2 separate regions of the Mus musculus genome follow, and region 2 is linked to region 1. The links are chromatin loops, found by intact Hi-C in ENCODE. Cell type or tissue: heart. All regions are shown on one strand. Links, peaks and the distances in the headings refer to the core of each region. The heading gives the core; the rest is flanking DNA. Region 1 overlaps Gm46970 (a long non-coding RNA gene). Region 2 holds the start of Gm32247 (a long non-coding RNA gene).

Evidence for each region. Peaks named below come from ENCODE experiments on the same cell type or tissue, not always from the same donor. Only the 100,000 strongest peaks of a DNase experiment are listed, where the experiment ranks them.
Region 2: a loop joins it to region 1, with 2.9 times the contacts of the local background. A loop is called at or near these places in 4 of 42 quality-filtered maps.

Annotation. Positions count from the first base shown.
Region 1 is chr6:97,522,236-97,530,721 of GRCm38, reverse strand. All of the region lies in intron 1 of Gm46970 (a long non-coding RNA gene), which reads right to left. It also overlaps a transcript of Frmd4b not described here. Among named protein-coding and RNA genes, the nearest start is that of Gm25852, 21 kb to the left of the region's middle. In heart, for the core only: a CTCF peak has its summit at 7,381; DNase peaks (open chromatin) are centred at 4,512 and 7,381; H3K4me3 peaks cover 280 bases.
Region 2 is chr6:97,613,984-97,622,469 of GRCm38, reverse strand. Gm32247 (a long non-coding RNA gene) reads right to left here and starts at 5,984. Exons shown (of 4, transcript XR_003956339.1): 1 at 4,708-5,984; 2 at 3,619-3,754; 3 at 2,911-3,115. It also overlaps a transcript of Frmd4b not described here. In heart, for the core only: no CTCF peak of the experiment used is centred there; DNase peaks (open chromatin) are centred at 4,919 and 5,509; H3K4me3 peaks cover 2,351 bases; H3K27ac peaks cover 2,038 bases.

The sequences.
Region 1 (8,486 bases), core at 301-8,300:
TTTTGCACGATCCTTCTCTTGATGGCCCTCATTTATTTTATCTGCAAAGTGGAGCTTTAGTCTAGAATACATCTCTAGCATACATTTTTCTGAAACCAATGGTTTACCCCAAAATCACGAGGGCCAAGAGAATGGACCAAGTCCTCATTCTCATTTTTGTATTGCACAAATCCTCCTCCCATGACCACCCTCCCCAAACACCAGTTCTCACAGTTTAAATCAAATCCTATTGGCTTTGCTTCTTTGCTGAGACAAGGTTTCATATAGAGTCAGACTAGCCTAGAACTTGCAACATAGCCTAGGCTGTCCGTGAGCTCCTGGCAATCCCCCTGCCTCATCTTTCTGAGTACTGGGATTGCAAGTTGGAACCACCATGGCCAGCTTTTGGCACTTTGATGTTTATTTAAAAACAGCTTACATAAAAGGAGCTTCTATCAGCTTTTGGGAGATTAAAGTAAATGAACTTGTTTCCTGAAACCACTTGGGATTTTCTTCTAAAAGGTTTCTGGAAAATATTGCACGGAACTTCCAATCTGCACTATATTTTATTTGTAACTGATTTCCTAAAATATCGAGTTTCTGTCATGGTTTGGGTATGAAGTGTCTCCCAGATGGCTCAGGTGTTAAAGCGCCCCAATGATGGACTCTGGCTTATCAATGGATCAGTACATTAGTGAATGATGCAAAAATGTGTTGTTCTTACTGGAAGGTGGGACAGATATTTGAAGTCGGGGCCAAGCTGGAAAGTCATGAGGGTGGGTCCTTAACAGCCTTGTCCCTGCCCCCTCTCCCCTTCACTCCCTCTGTCCTCCCTGTGACAGCAGCCCCCTGTTCCACATGTTCTTACCACCATGATATTTTATTCTACTTCATAGTAATGGAGGAAGCCAGCCAGGGGGTACACCTCTAAAACCATAAATGAGAGAACGATTTCGTATCTTTGTCATTGCATGAGAAACTGACTGGCATGGTTTCTGCATGGGAAGACTGACTTATTCTGTGGCGTCTATGAGCAGCGCAGGGCAAAGGTGCTTGTAGGGATTCGAGTTGAGTTCCTTCTGCCTTCTGCACCAACTGGACTTTCAGGCCTGCATGGGGGGGGGGGTGACGGGCTATAGAGGAGCAAGTGGGTGGGAAGCTGCCAAGGGGAGGGTGTGACAGGAGCCTCATTCATCCACACAATGAAACAATGAAAGGCACATCTGCTATGTCTGCCCTCCTAGTCCAGAGTTTACCCTCTGCTGTGTGAAGCAGTTTGGCCAAACAATTGGCAAGGGGGAGGCGTGCTTACTGAATGAAGCAGAGCCTCCAGGGAAAAGCCGTGTCTTTTATAGGGAGTATGATAGATACGTCCAAATGCTCTCAAGGCACAATGCCCACGCTAACGGTTAGTTCATCAGCACCCACAGCCAGCTTCATCCTTACCATACAGTCAATATCTATTCAAAGCCCAGACTCAAAGCTGCCACGATGCTTTCTATAATCCTGAGATTCGAGTCTAAGATGCTATCATCCCACGTTCTCGCTCCTACCCCAACAGCCCTGATGGTATTGTAGGTAACTTGCTGCACTTCAGAATCTCCCCCTACAGAGCCCAGCCTGACGCCAGATGTCCAGGGGTCATATGATGATTCCTGAAAGGTCAAGTCAGCGTTTGCCTCTTCGGTTGTTAAGGAGAACAGTCCACTGTCATTGGTGTTTTGAGAGAGCTCTTGCTCTAAATATCTAATTGTCTGAATCTCGAAACCTGTGATTAATCTGTAGCCAGCCAGGGGAAAATTAGAAATAAACTGGAATTGTCAGTGACTTGAGGCTGACGGTCCTTCTAACCGCTGCCGAAGTGACCGAGCCTCTTTTCTCTGTGTTCCAGGCTTAGAGAAGAAACCCAGGAGAAATAATGTGGGGAAGCAAAAGATGACATTGGCACAGGCCGGACCAAGCATCCTTCCTGTGAGAACAGACTGAGGGCGAGAGAGAAGCCATTCGGCAAAGGTAAGCACCCAGTTCTGTGACTACCAAAACCTCGCATGAGCCGTGAGCCCACTCTGAGGTGTCCACGGGGAGGGAGTAGAAAGCACGTTACCACGACCTTCCAACCATCTGCATTGCCGCTGATGAAGATGAAAGAACACACTTATTCTTCCACGTTGAAATAAAAGTGAAATGGCCCAAAGGTGACAGGATACTTCCATTCTATAGGGGTTCTCTTCCTAAAGAAAAATAAATAAATAAACTAAAAAGAAAAGAAAAAGGAAAAAGATTTAAAAGTAGCACCTGTTCTGTGCTTTAGATGAGTTGCCTATGTGTTGCTCAAATTTTGTACAAGCATTCTACTTGTGAATTTCTTTTCTTTAAAAAAAAAATCTTTGTGTATATATAGGGAGTTTTGCCTGTATGCATGTCTGCGCACCTAGTGCATACCTGGTGCCCACAGAGGCCAGAAGAGAACTTGAGAGTCCTTGGGACTGGAGTTCCCTGGGATAGTTGTGAACTACCATGTGGGTGCTGGAAGTCAAACCCAGGTCTCCCGGAAGGGCAAGTGGTAGTGTGTGGCATGGGCATCTCTCTAGCCCCAATTTATTTATTTATTTATTTATTTATTTATTTATTCATTCATTCATTCATTCATTCATTCATTTCACAGTTGCCCCAATTTATCTATCTATCTATCTATCTATCCATCTATCTAATTCACAGTTAAACATGTAACTAGCTTAGGCCTAATGAACAGGCGAACAAAGTTAATGATTGAGATTTAGTGATTTTGTTTGTTCTTTGACAATTTCATAGGTGTGTACAATGTAGCTTGATCATATCAGACCCTTTCCCTTCTTTCTCTTTTTTTAAATCTGATCTCCCCAACACTGCCCCTTTCAACACTAATGTCCTCTTGTTCTTTTTAAATAACTCGCTGAGTCCAACTACTGCCGTCCATATGTGCACAGGCGTGGGGCCATCCACCAGTGCCCTGGTTCTGAGCCTTCCGAATGCTTTAATACAGTGCTTCATGGCACGGTGACCTTCAAACATAAAATTTTGGTGGCAACTTCATAACTACAATGCTGCTAGTCTTATGAATTGTAATGTAAATATCTCTGTTTTCTGATGGTCTTTGGCGACCCCTCAAAGCAGTCATGAGCCACAGATTGAGAACTGCCTCACTAAGAGACAGTCAACCTTCCAGAGGCTACGCCCCTGAAGGAAATGGACTCTTCCTTCCCCGGCAGCCAGCACCTGCAGGAAGCTCCTCGTCTAGGACTGGGTATCAGGAGCCTGTCCTCACTTCATGCCTGGAATTTTGACTGGCTTGTAACCCTGACTCATAGTCTTTCTGTCCCCTTTTCCACCATTCTTCCCCTTTGCCTTGGGGAAGGGGTAGCCTTGGGGTAGGGTAAGATTAATAGAAACAGACTATTCGGGGCTTGAACCCTGAACAACCACTTAATTCTCAGCTCTCTGACCAGCTGTGGATGGGATATCGCAGGGAAGTCTAAATGCCCACTGGGTTTGATATCCAAACTCTTCTCACAGAATCGATATTAAGGACTGTGGGTAGCTCCATATCAGGAGTCACTGGGAGAAAGGCAGAGCTGGTCTTCAGGAGGGAAGTGGCTCTGTAGCTGCCAACCACCTGGCCACTGTGCTTCACTAACCCTGACTCGGAAGCAGGAAGCAGGAAGCAGGAAGCATCGTAGGCTACGTGAACCCTTCATTCAGGTGTTCCTACTTCTAGGCTTTATCTGGAGAACTAGAAGGAAGGCCCGGAAGGAATTCGGCTTTCAGCAGCACAGCTTCTAACCTGAGGCCGACAAGCACTTTGTTTCAAGCTGGAAGAAGAGTCTTTAACATTTCATTTAATTTGATTACTAATTAACATAGTTTTAAAATTTAGCGTTCTCCTTAACTACAGTCATGATGGCAAACAACGGAAGGCTGCTTACCAAAAACCACAGGTTTGCAGCGGCTTTGGCAGGGAGCTTGGTAGAGGAAAGCTACATCTCCCTGAAGTCTCCGTACTGAAGGGAAAGCAGGAATGCACAGGCTTTCCTTCCTCCAAGGATCTGTATGTTACATAGTGGGAAGAGAGCTTAAGAAAGAGCAATCGTAGCTATGTTCAAGCAAACTGGAGTGTTAAAGGGAATTTAAATTACTTTAATTGCAAGAACTTTCAGACATTTAGAAAACGTGGGTGAATTGCCAAAAAAAGAGGATAGAATGTATACATATTACATAATGTAAACTTTTTCTTAGTTATTTTATCCCTAGACCCTTCTTTCATGAAATCCTGAGTCGGGTTAGCCACACTTTCTAACAGGCTTTTTGAAGACTTTTAAATAGGAATTCTCTAGGTCCACCACTAGGGGTCAGTCGTGCCGCACCCAGCGCTACCCTGGTCCTTTCCTATCCTGACCAAACATTCACCAAGTGCCCTCTACACACCTGAGGCTGGCTGGTGTTTTCAAGTATACATTACTAACGTTCAAGGAATGCATAAAAAGAGGTTTAGGAGCCCTCGAAACCGCCTCACTTTCAGACCCACCCCCAACCCCGGCCTTGAATCTGAACCCTGAGGGGTTCTCAGCCATATTTCTCCTAGGGACAAGGCCTTTCTGTCATTGCAGGCTCCAGGAGCACCTCGTGGACCTCACAGGTGGCCACTGAGGAGAAATTCCTCAGACACGGCTAGAACTGCACTACCTTCTCTGGTTTGAGCTTCTGCTTGCCTGTCAGGCCTGGTTGGCCACTCTGAGGAAACTTCTGAGAACCATGGTCAGAGTCCCAGGCCTGACTAGAACTGATATGCCTAAAGTGAGGCAGCCACCCTCCCTTTCCATGCCAGGACAGACATCATCAATCTCCCACAGCATCCCTTGGTCACAGAACTCAAAATGGTCTCAGGATCCCTTCCTGATTCAGGCAGACATTACTAATCAAAAGGCTATTAGTTAACATGACTGGGAAATTTCGCCTTGAAGGTTATCATGTAAGTTTCTTCCATGTTTTGAACCTTCTCTGGTGATTTGATTTAATTTCTCTAACCTTCTACGGGGACCACACATGCATGAGCAGAGAGAGAGAGAGAGAGAGAGAGAGAACATGGGTCATATATGGTGGCACTGACAAGTAAACCCACCCCTGGGGAGCCTGAGGTGGGAGGCCCTGGAATTCAAGGACATGTCTCAAGAAACTGGTGTTTTGTTTTTTTCTGACCCGCAGTAAAATGTATGTCTCGATAGCCCCAGCTATTTTTACTACAGCTTCCCCATGATGCCCGACTCAGGTACCACACATAATTGAAACAGGGCTGCTGCTGCATCCCTGGTCACAGGTCCAAACCTGGGTCACCCTGTGGCTTACCTTCTGGATTCCTGATACTGTCATATGACACATATCTCATTTTAATTATCAAGTCCATGGTACTAGCAGATTCTGTGAATGAAGTGCTGAAAAAACCGTGTGTGTGTGTGTGTGTGTGTGTGTGTGTGTGTGTGTGTGTGTGTGGTGTGCTTCCAGCAAAATCTATGTCAGGTATGAGAAGCAGCTGCGATGGTGGACTTTTAGCCTCTCTAGCATCTGACAGCCCTGTTTCTATTGAATGCTGAGCACATCCTTAGTATTTCAGAATCAGAGGCACGATGGCACAGTTACTAGACATGGCTTCTGAGGTGAAGTGGGGCCCCGCTTCTTGCCTTAATTGGAATTAGAGTCTCTGGTGACTTACTCTTAACACCCATCTCCTATGGCTCATTTGTGTGGCCACTGCTGCCACTGCAAAGATTGTGTGGGGCTGGGAATTTGATAGTATAATTACCAGACATTTATAGTACCCGTAGGTGCTACAGTGAAAGATGAAGACAAAGGCAGCCATGTACACTCGAGTCCCAAGAATTCAGCTGTGAGATCTGACAGCTCGGCCCCAGGACCAGAATTTAATTTACAAATGGAGCATTAAGGAGTGAACTTTCCCCCCATGGCCAGTGCGCTGAGCTGGGGGCAGAGCATGCTTCCAGAACTGGCTTCAGGACATGGTCACCCGTCACTTAGGACGATGAGGAAATAATGAGCGGCCACGTTCCACCTCGCTGTTCATTCTCTAGAAGATTCCCTGTGAAATTCCACCCCATCCACATCCTTACGACAGCTGAAGAGATTGGTCTTTGTCAAGGAGCTTGTCAGAAGTGCTTGTGGGGCGAGGGGGATTTCTAGTGTCAGGAGGAGGGGACACGGCACATTGGATATTGGGAAGAAAGCATGATGCAAATATTACAATGAGCGATGAAACTTGCCGGTGAGAGAGCTCTGTGAAGGCTGAGAAGTAGTGGGTGTCTTAAGGAGCAATAACACACCTCCCTCTCCCGGAATGCCTAAGGCCATCTTCCACATCAAAGATGGGAGTTAGGAGGTCCAAAGGGAAGGATAAAAAAGCCGTTGCTTTCCAAGCCCCTCACTGAGAGATAAAGTCAGCACAATTTGTGGTTCAGGATTATACACACATTCTTTCAGCTTTACCTCAAGACAGCAGCTTCGGAAATTAACTCAGGGTTCCTCAGCAAATCTTAGATGTGCCTTTTCCAGTTGAAGGAAGCCACTTCAACTCCAACTAGGAACATTCACATGGGGACTCAAGGTAATTGACAGATATATCGGTTCTTGTGTCTTCCTGGGATCATTTGATTTATGACGGGGGTGGGGGAGTACCTCATTTGTTCAGTGTTCGTTTTTTATTAGCAGTGAAATCAAGGAGTTTCTCCTTACATATAGTTTCTTTTTTGTATATCTTATGAAAATCACCCGTTCCCATCCCTAGCATAACTAAGAAAGAAAAAAATTAATCTGGAGTTGACAAACTGAAGGGCAAGAAAACGTATCTTCATTATCCAAGCCAGGTAGTTAAGTACAGGCTGAGTGTTCCTTATCTGAACGGCTTGAGGACAGTGCAGTTTGGATTTTAGATTTATTTCTTTAGTTTTGGGAAAGCTGCATGTATCTAATGAACTCTTTGCACAAAGATCCAAATCTAAACATAGGTTCCCTTGATGTTTCCCATGCAGTTCGTTACATGCAGTATACACAAGCCTGGGGTGATTTTATACAGTATTTTAAATAACTCTGTATGTGAGACAGTTTTGTGGCGTGGAATTTTCCACAGCTGATGCTCAAACGATCTCATGTTTTGAAGGATTTTGCGTTCGATGTTTTTGGAGACATTCAACCTGCAATCCCAAATAGTTGGGCAGCATGAATGCTTGGCTTCTGCCTGCTGTGCTTAGTTGGTGTTGTGACTGAGTCACACTCCCTCCTTGATCCCCTGCCTCTTTCCCCTGGCCCCATTGGCAGTTGCTAAAGCCTGCAGGCGTCTTTGCAGTCCGTGCAGATTCTCACGTAAACGGCAGGTGGCGCGGTTGAGCAACGCTTGATGCTCCCAGTAGCGATTCCCAGCCTTAGAGCACAGCTCAGCTTGCAACAATTTCAAGATAAGGATCTGTAGTTCCTCCGCCAGTGTCCGCAGCAAAGGAACCTTATCTAGTCTGTATCTCACACTCAGCAAAAACACTACCTTCAGCTGGGAAAGGCTTTTTTTCCCGTGGTTGCACATTTTCTTTATTACCTGTCACAATGGAATAAGTTACCAACGACTTTCTTTCCCGATCCATCAGTTCTCCCAGGGAAAGCAAATCCCTTTCAGCAAAGTGGCAAAGCTGAAGCATCCCTCCTCTGAAAAAAACAAAAAACAAAAAACAAAACAAAAACAAAAAAACAAAAGGCAAAAAACAAAACAAAAAAAACCTATTTAAATTATATTGAAGTAAAGTTATTAAATGTTAAACATGCCTGTGATATAAACACTCTGGCTGATTTCTACAATGAATATTTCCATGTGATTGATATTTAGTGCCATAAAAAGGGTCTCCAATGGTGCTTACTTTATTAAGATAAAATGTGAGTCCTGCGGTCGGATCTTGTGGCTACTGTATTGCTGAGCTGCCAGGAGGATAAGCAAGGTTTTGCACTTAAGTACCTGATGTGTGTTATAAACAGATCTGGGCTTCCTGGGGGTGGTGCGGCCAGGGAAACTAGCGTTTGATACCCCCATTAGTAACTAAAGGGGTTGCTGGACTTAAGTTGGAGATTGTGACAATGAAAGATGTAATTCTCTCTAACCTATCTATATTCTGTTCTTGGATACTCTTCAAGGGTCCTTTGAGAGTTGTGGGTGTGTGGCTAAAATCTCATGGTCTCTGAGCTAGGGTGGGGACAAGGTGGACCCCAAGCGACATGGGGACATCTCTGAGGTGCTATTCAGTTTTAACTATGGTGATGGGCGTGCGAATGCCTACACATGTCAAAACCTTACAATCTGTCCATTTGAAAGGGTAAATGTAAATTAAGCATTAATATAAGAAGGAAAGAAAGAAAAGGAAGGAAGGAAGGAAGGAAGGAAGGAAGGAAGGAAGGAAGGAAGGAAGGAGAATGAGAAGATAGTG
Region 2 (8,486 bases), core at 250-8,249, 92 kb before region 1:
AGTTTAAGTGCCAAAGGAACATTATTAAAAAGCATTTTCACATGTGAAGGGCATAGTGATAGGCCCTTAAAAGGCAGTTATATATGCATTTCTGTGAAGTTTGCATTCAGTTATTTTGCTTGCATAATTTGGAAGCAAGAGAGAGGAGCAGCCACATGGCATTTTCACAGCTAAGCTGCTGCAATAGCTTTGCATTCGATTGAACATTATGAAATTGCCAGTATTGACCCTGAAAAGCAATTTCCTATCATTTAGTGTAACATCTACCCTGCTTTAAACAGCACTATTTAAGCTTTCAAATTCTGTTTTAATTTCAGGGCACCATAGTTCATGCACTTAAGACACTAATTTTGCTTATTCATATCACATCTCATACTCAAAAATTAGAAATAATATTTTAATGCTATATTTGAGCATAAAATGCAATAGCCTCAGAGGCCTTATTGGAAAGAGAGGATTTGGATTCATCTTGCTGTATGTGAAAAGGCCCTGGGGTTAACAGAAAGATGAAGCCATTATGAGAGTAAACATCTCCCATAGAAGCAGCAAGGAGCAAAAGACACATTTGGTGTCTTTGGGATGGGGAGTTTGTGTAGCACTTAAGTGGAAATGTATGACATCATGGCATTCTTTAAGAAGGGACAACATGGTCTGTAGTATAGCTTTGGATGGCCATGATCCTCATCAGCAGTTACTGCTAATAAAAGAATATTATAGAAATAAAACACAGCAACTGCCCTTGAACCAGAGTAACTCCAAGAACAGTTTCTAATATGTCCAATATCACTAGGTTCTATTTTAGTTTTGAGACAGGATTTCATATTATACCTCAGGCTGTCCTGGAACTTTCTCCCTAGCTCAGGGTGATCTAGAATGGATATTTCTTGAGGGATAAGATTACAGTTGTATACTACAAAGCCTGACTCAATATTTGTTTATTTTTTTAAAGATTTATTTATTTATTATATGTAAGTACACTGTAGTTGTCTTCAGACACACCAGAAGAGGGCATCAGATCCCATTACAGATGGTTGTGAGCCACCATGTGGTTGCTGGGAATTGAACTCAGGACCTCCTGAAGAGCAGTCAGTGCTCTTAATCATTGCGCCATCTCTCCAGCCCCCTCAATATTTGATTTTTAAAGAACTCCCCCCCAAACCAGTGGAGAGTTGCCTAAGCTAATAACAGAAGTGCCTCAAATAGTGAGGTCCACAGGCATAGTACCCAGATGGGGTCACCATGCTGAGTCACTCAGACCTAGAAGCCAACCAAAATTGATTTAACAGCTAACTCACTTCGGGCACATCCCATCTCCTCCCTGGTTCTGTGTCCTCCTCTGTCTTCACGTCTAGAATGGAAACTGTAGGACTGAATTCTTCCTAGGGTTGGTAATTAAATGACCTGCCTTACATGCAGGGAACCCAAGTGTGGCTATTCTAATTACACATAAATGAACGCTTGCTCACTTGCAAGCCTCTAGCTATGGAACATGTGTGCTTTTATCCCAAATTTCAGTGATCAGCAGGAAATCTTTGGAAAGTACAAACCTGCTAAAATTAAAATCTTGCTGCAGGGATGATGTGACCTTCTTTTAACCTTGTCTTTCAAATTTTGCATAAAGCAAACAAAAAAAATCAAAGAAGCCTAATTGGTATGGGTAAATAATGCGTGGCACATTAATAAAATACTTGATTTATGTATGTGCCTTGCATATATATCTTTGAAGTATGAAGTATAAAGGTTAAAGATTCTTATTCAGAGTAGCGATCTCATGGTACTTTTCCATTCCCACCATGCTTACTTTGCTGTATTGTCAAAAAAAAAAAAATCTCTAAATGAGAGGCTGGAGAGATAGCTCAGCAGTTAAAAGCACTGTCTCCTTTCCCAGAGGATCTGTGTTCATTCCCAGTACCCACAGGATAGCTCACAACTGTCTGTAACTCCAGTTCCAGGGCAGCCAATGCCCTCTTCTGGCCTCTGGGAGCACCAGGCACAAAAGTGGTAAGTAGGTATATGTGCAAAGAAAATACCAATACACATAATTTCTTTTTTTAAAATTCAACAAGCATGTATCTACCATTAATCAAAATAAATGAATACTTTTAAAGTGTTCTAATTTGGATATTTATAGTACATATCTTTGTTAACGCAGTAGCTCGATTTCATGACATACATACCAAAATACCAAAACACTCCTTTATGCTAAAAAAAAAAGACAAAAAACAAACAAACAAACAAAAACCTCCCAAATGGTAAAATAGGGCTGGAAACAGACAGAAATTTTTAACATAACCTTCCATCAAAACTATTCCTTTTTGTGTAATAGAGCTGTGAGCGGGGCCTTAATTTTTTTTTTTAAAAACCTGGAAATTCTGTATTTTTGGTTCCTGATGTTCATGGCTGTCATTTTGACCATAGATATTTGCCTCATATCTATTAAATTACAGCTTCCTGCAGAACACATATTTTATTCGATTCATTGCAGTGTTTTGTTTTTTTCACACTGCCCAGCATGGAGTTACCTATTTACTGGTTTGACAAAGACTACAAGAGGTGTTGATCATTTTTTTTTTGAAACTCAAATAAATAATATTTTCACTGTCTAGATGTTGTCTCATTGGGCTTATCTTACAATCATATTTAGACACAGGTTTACATATATATATTTGTGTTTTAAAAACAAATACCATCCTCCTATCAATGGCTTTGCTCCTCTTCCATTCTTCCCCCTCTTTATGACAGCATCTCCTAGAGAATTGATTGGCCCAAAAAAAAAAAAAAAAAAAAAAAAAAAGAGTCTCTTTTTTGAAACAAGACCTGTGCATGCATATTCATTATCTTTCTTCACTCTTGACCAAACACCTATAGAAACAACTTGAGGGAGCAAAGATGAACTTGAACTTGACTCACAGTTTCAGAGAGTCTGGTCTGGCATGGTGGGAAAAGCATGGAGAAAGCCATAGCAGCATTCATTGCAACGTCATATCGCCACGGACCAGGAGGCAGAAAACTGGGGAACTTATCCAGACTCTTGTCTTCAAAGGCTCACCGCTAGTACTTTCACCAGCCAAGTCCCACCTTCCAAAAGGTCTCCTGGTTTACAAAGTATCCCCACCTAGAAGGAAACAAAAGTCTCAAAAACTTTCGCTTATGGGGAGATATTTTTACCTGGGTGATTGCATTGAACAGGCGTTTTGTATCGAGGTTTGCAATTTTACAGGTGGGTACCACCTCTTCCCAGGGTCCTGTTCCCAAGCTGGTCAGCTGATCTCTCGGGCTCATGTGCTTCCTGGTTAAAACAGAGTTCCATAAACTCAACTGACACTGAATGGGCTCACACTACGGATGCAGACCTGGCTGCAGGGAGCTTCCTTATCTTCCCAGCCCTAGGGGTGGGCGGTGGTGGGGGGGTGCAGGGGGGGTGCAGGGTGGGAGGTGGGAGGGAAGTGAGATGGTGTCAAGCGATCAGCTTACACAGCTCAGGTCTGCGAGGGCAAGTAATTACCACTCAACAAACGTTAGCTGCTCATTCAGTATTTTCTATTTAATGGAAAGCAAACAGTCCGTTCAGCACCAGAAGAAAATGTAATTAAAACTTACACCAGGCACGCACAATACCTGTCACACACCAAGCCACCTCAAGTGTCTGTCACTTCAAATCTTGCCTTCTCCCTTCCCTTCCCATCAACAGCACTGATATCAGGGCCTGGAAACCAAGGTCCTCTCCCTGCCTCAAAGTGTGTAGGACTGCGTTCTGTTAAGAAGAGGAAAACAGGCAAAGGAGCGGGGACAGAAGAAGACAAGAAAGGGAGGAAAGTAAAAATCCAGTATTGCCGAGAGATTAAAGACTCACAAGTGATAAGTCAACTAACTGTTCAACAAAACACAGAGCTATATAATTGTGTAGTTGAAGATAATTAGTTTTGTAATGGATTTACTTTGAAAAATGAATTAACTGCAAGTACCCAGAGAAATGTGTGTGTGTTTGGTTGGGGGGGGGGGTTAAAAGAGCTTTAGGATTTGCACAGCCTTTTCCCCTATCAACTCATTTGGATAAATCTCTCTCTCTCTCTCTCTCTCTCTCTCTGTCTCTCTCTCTCTCTCTGTCTCTCTGGTTTTTCAAGACAAGGTTTTTCTGTATAGCCCTGGCTGTCCTGGAACTCACTTTGTAGACCAGGTTGGCCTCGAACTCAGAAATCTGCCTTCCTCTGCCTCCCGAGTGCTGGGATTAAAGGCGTGCGCCACCACGCCCGGCTTGGATAAATCTTAGTTGGGGTCTTTCATGAACTGCTTCCCCCTTTCCTTCTCCCAATCACTGTGTTAAGGTCAGCATCAGATTAGACTGCGACCTCTGCCCTGTCACTATTAGCTGTTTGGAGAGAATTTTTTTGAGCCTTCAAAGAAATCGCAACACAGCACCTCCGAGTCAGATAGAGAATTAAATGCCATATCATAACTGTCTACTGTGGGACAGTATCAGACACCGCTTCCTCTTTCTTCTTTCATTCAGAGCCATCTGATTGCAAGAGTCTAAGATCCAGTCATTTCTCCAGGTTATGAGGTCTCCCTTATCCTAAGGTCTCGGGATGCCTAAATCCAGGAAGTACAATAGAGAGTCCTATGGTGCTTCAAAGTTAGGGTGATGCAAAGAAGCTAGCTTTCCGGCCGCCTCCTAGATGCACCCCAAGATTCTCTTAAATTCATTACCCGTCGCCTGTGCGCGCGCAGAAGGCCAGGCGAGCTGCAACCGCGGGGCCGAGCGCCCCCTCCCTGCTTCGCTCCCCCTCCTCCTCCCGATACAATGACTGGGCCGGAACAGCGCATCCGCCGAGCCTCATTGGCAGGGCCGCCCTGGCCCCCGGAGAGGCGACGGGCGGGGGCAGTGCAGAGAGATCGGTGGAGAGCCGGTGCTGACAGCGGCTAGAGGCTGGACTGAGGGAGGTGGGGACACTGAGAAAGGTGGGGAAGGCGGCTCGAGGCTCCTCCGCGGAGCGTGGGTATCCTGGTAAGGATACCGGGCCAGGGGATGCTGAGAGCTCTGGCTGCCCGGCTAGCCGCCGTGGAGTTGAGCTGCGCGGCTCTGACGCTGAGCCCAAGCCTGGGCGGAGAGGAGGAGGACCGAGAGGAAGACAGCTGCTGCAGAGGAAGGCGCCGCGCGCCCTGGAGTTGCGGGACTGGCGCGGAGAGGATTTCCCGGGTCCCGCGCGCTGCGCAACGCAGACAATAAAGTAGCAAGGCGACAACAGCCCAGCTCGCCCGAGGAAGGAGGCGGCTGAGCAGGTAGGTAGGCGACTGTCCCAGGATTATCAGAGCGCGCTGTCGCTGGAGGAAGGAGGCCGAGGTTCCACATTAGGAGCGCAGAGTGCGCCGCCACCCCCCACCCCCCGGCGCGCGCAGGTTGGGGACCCGCAGAGCTGGTCCCCAATCTCCTGCCACCGGGAAGCCCCGCCCCAAAGCTCCCGGGCTGGTTCAGCCTGGACTGGAGTTCCTAGGCACTTGGCGCCGCTCTTTGGTGGCTCTGGCAGTGTAGTGACAGGAAGTTTGGCGGGTCTGATGCTTTGACGCTGGTGGGGTTTGAGAACACGCCGCGTTGGACCACGCGCTTTTTGCTTTGGTGGGAGGTAGGGAGATGAATCGTTGAATCCCAGACACTTCTGTCCGGGGAAGCCATCCGAAGGTGGTGAAAAGCTGAGGGAGGGGTCCCTGGCCTTAGCTGAGGACGTCCAGGGTTTGGCTTGGCCACCCTTTGTAAATAGGCGTGTCACATCCTAAGCGCGCCTGTATTGGAGAGGCTGTGTGCGTGTGAACTGCTCTCTGTCCATTTTCTGGAGCATTTCACTTTTTATTTTCATCGGAGAAGGCACATTTAACCCTAATTTGAGAAATGCTGTTTTGTTTGGACTAGTGGCCAACGTCTTCCTTTGCAAAGGGCTTCCTGCACTTTTAAAGATGCTGCTGACTAGTGCTAGGTCCCTTTACAAAGAGGGAAGAGCTGGGCTCCAGTCTTCCTCTGGTCTAAGAATTCAGTGGCAGGAGGAGGTCTCTCTCGCTCTCCTTTGTGTAGCCGCTTCCTTCCTTCCAGATGTGAGAGGGTTGGGTTGGGCGCTTCTGGGTGCGGTAATAATTATCCTGAACATTCCTGAGATCTGCTAGGACTTGTAAACATACCAGAGCCAACTCCTCTGAACTTTGCGGGTTGACTTGATGTGTTTGCTGGTACCCAGAGTGCCGCGTCTGCAAGGTTGCCTCTTGGGGGGGAAGGAAGACGCCGCCGCGGTGCTGACAGCCTCAGTCTCTCAAGGGAAGACCTGCATGATTCTTCAGGGTTAGCCTGAGCTTGCCCCAGAAACATACCAGCCAACTCAAGAGGATGTGTTCAAGATTACAGGGCAATCCCTGACATGCTGATTCATGTCCCCAAGGGGGTGGATCTGTGGAGCTTCCAAATCCAGTGTCTGGAGGGGAAGAAAAGCCTCTTCGCCTTACTTAACCTTCTCAAGCTGCTCTTTGATCTGTCATACGTGTGCTGAAAGAACTAAGCGGGATCTATGTCGGGAAGCAGGATACGCAGTTTGCAGGCGTCATGAATAGTCCAGAGATAGTAAGGCAGACCCTAGAGGGAGGGTTAAGGACTGTGCCATTAATGAGTTTACTAGCAACTAGTCTCATGTTAGACTTCTGGCAGAGCAGGGTCATTAGAAGGCACACCAGTCATGTGCTGTTAATGATTATAAAGAGAAAGAAATAAACAAATCAACAACAGTAGCCACCTTGCCTTTTTTTTCCTCTCATAAATTTAAGTTGATATGTAGGAGTTGATGTAGAATCAAGAGTTGGGTGCTTTGTCGTTGTTGTTCCCAAATCCAGTGTTACAGTAGAGCCAGCAGGTTTTCTGTAAACAAAGGCACACATATACACACTCATCCTGGAGTGAATGTATAGTTCCTAGAAGAGGTTAAGAAAAGCTCAGGATTTTGGGGGACAGAGAAGACCTGTCGTTTCTTCAGGACGTTGCACACATATTAACCACTTCATTTGCATATACTTGGGAATGCAGGTAGAAAGTATTTTAAGAAGGCAATGGCAGAAAATAAGGAAATCCACCTAAAGCACAATGACAATGAGGTTTGATTTTTGTCGTTGTCCACAAAGTTTGCAGAAGATCATTCTCTAGTGCATGCAAGTGCTTGTCCTAAATGTCACTCTGTTTCCCAACACACAGGTTAGCTACAGAAAAGTTAAGGGGCCTCCTAGAGCAGGTACAGAATTACCCTTGAGGCTTGAGTCTAGAAAAGTGTGGGAGGAGCTAACTTCACAGGCAGCCCAGAGTGTGGGAAGACCTTCCCAGGTCTCCCTCGAGTGTTTACCATTTGTAGCCTCTATTTCTAGCAGAACTCAGGGCTCCTGCTTGTCCATTTGATGGCACAGACTTAATTATGGCTTTGCAGTGTCTTTGAGGGAGGAGAAAGGAAGTTTTGGCGAGCCGACAACACAAACAGGGGGGGCATGAAAGGCAGTTAAAAATACATGACTGTCATATCTAGTCTGCAATAATTTTCAAGAATTGCAATTATCTTTGCACTGGAAGTGAAGGCTTGGAGCTTGTACTACAAATGACCTCTTTCTTCATCTGCCCTTCCCCCTTCCCTTTGCTCTCCCTTCCTTTCTCTTACCATTTTTATTTTGTTTTAGATGATCTTGGGAGGGGGGGTGAATTTATTTCTAAATCTTTAGGACTTTCCCCTACCCCATCCCCACCCCTAGCCCCTTCTAGCTAATGTGGTTCCTGGGCTATCACAAAGATATCCTGGGGTGGCATTTTTCTGTTTCTAGATGCTTGATAAAGGCCATCTTAGTAGCTCAGAGGCCAAACTTACTTTCTTTTGTAAACTTCCTTCCTGTAATTATAATATCATGTACACACACACACATACACACACACACACACACACACACACACACACTTCCTAATGAATGAAGGTGATAAACTCTATTTTATGATCATAACCAATATTAGAAGACTATCTGACAAGAGACTGGCACCATGATAAGTTGGCAAGAGTTCTGTGGCTTCATGGAACTCTGAGCCAGATTTAGGGGGTGGGGGTGATGCCACACTTAGGTTGTGGCATAACATGTCATTTCATTGTGAATTACTGTCAGAAGTTTGAAATGCACATAGAATGTGTATCTATTAGTACTGTTTTATAAGTGGGAAATAGAGTTTTTAAATGGACTTGGGATACTTTATAGACATCACAAAAGCACTACATCTTTTCCTGTGTGGGGGTTTATGTCAATAACAGGTAGGGGGTATTTTGCTTAGAAATGAACAACTTCGAGGTCTGGTTTCTTCTCGCTTTTTAAAAGCCCCGATTTTCTGTCCTGTATACTCTTTTGTATTGTAAGAAGACTGTATAGTATGTATAGTAGAGCTATTGCTGGCTTAGATGGATATGGTTTGAGTATGTCCTCCAAAGTTTCAT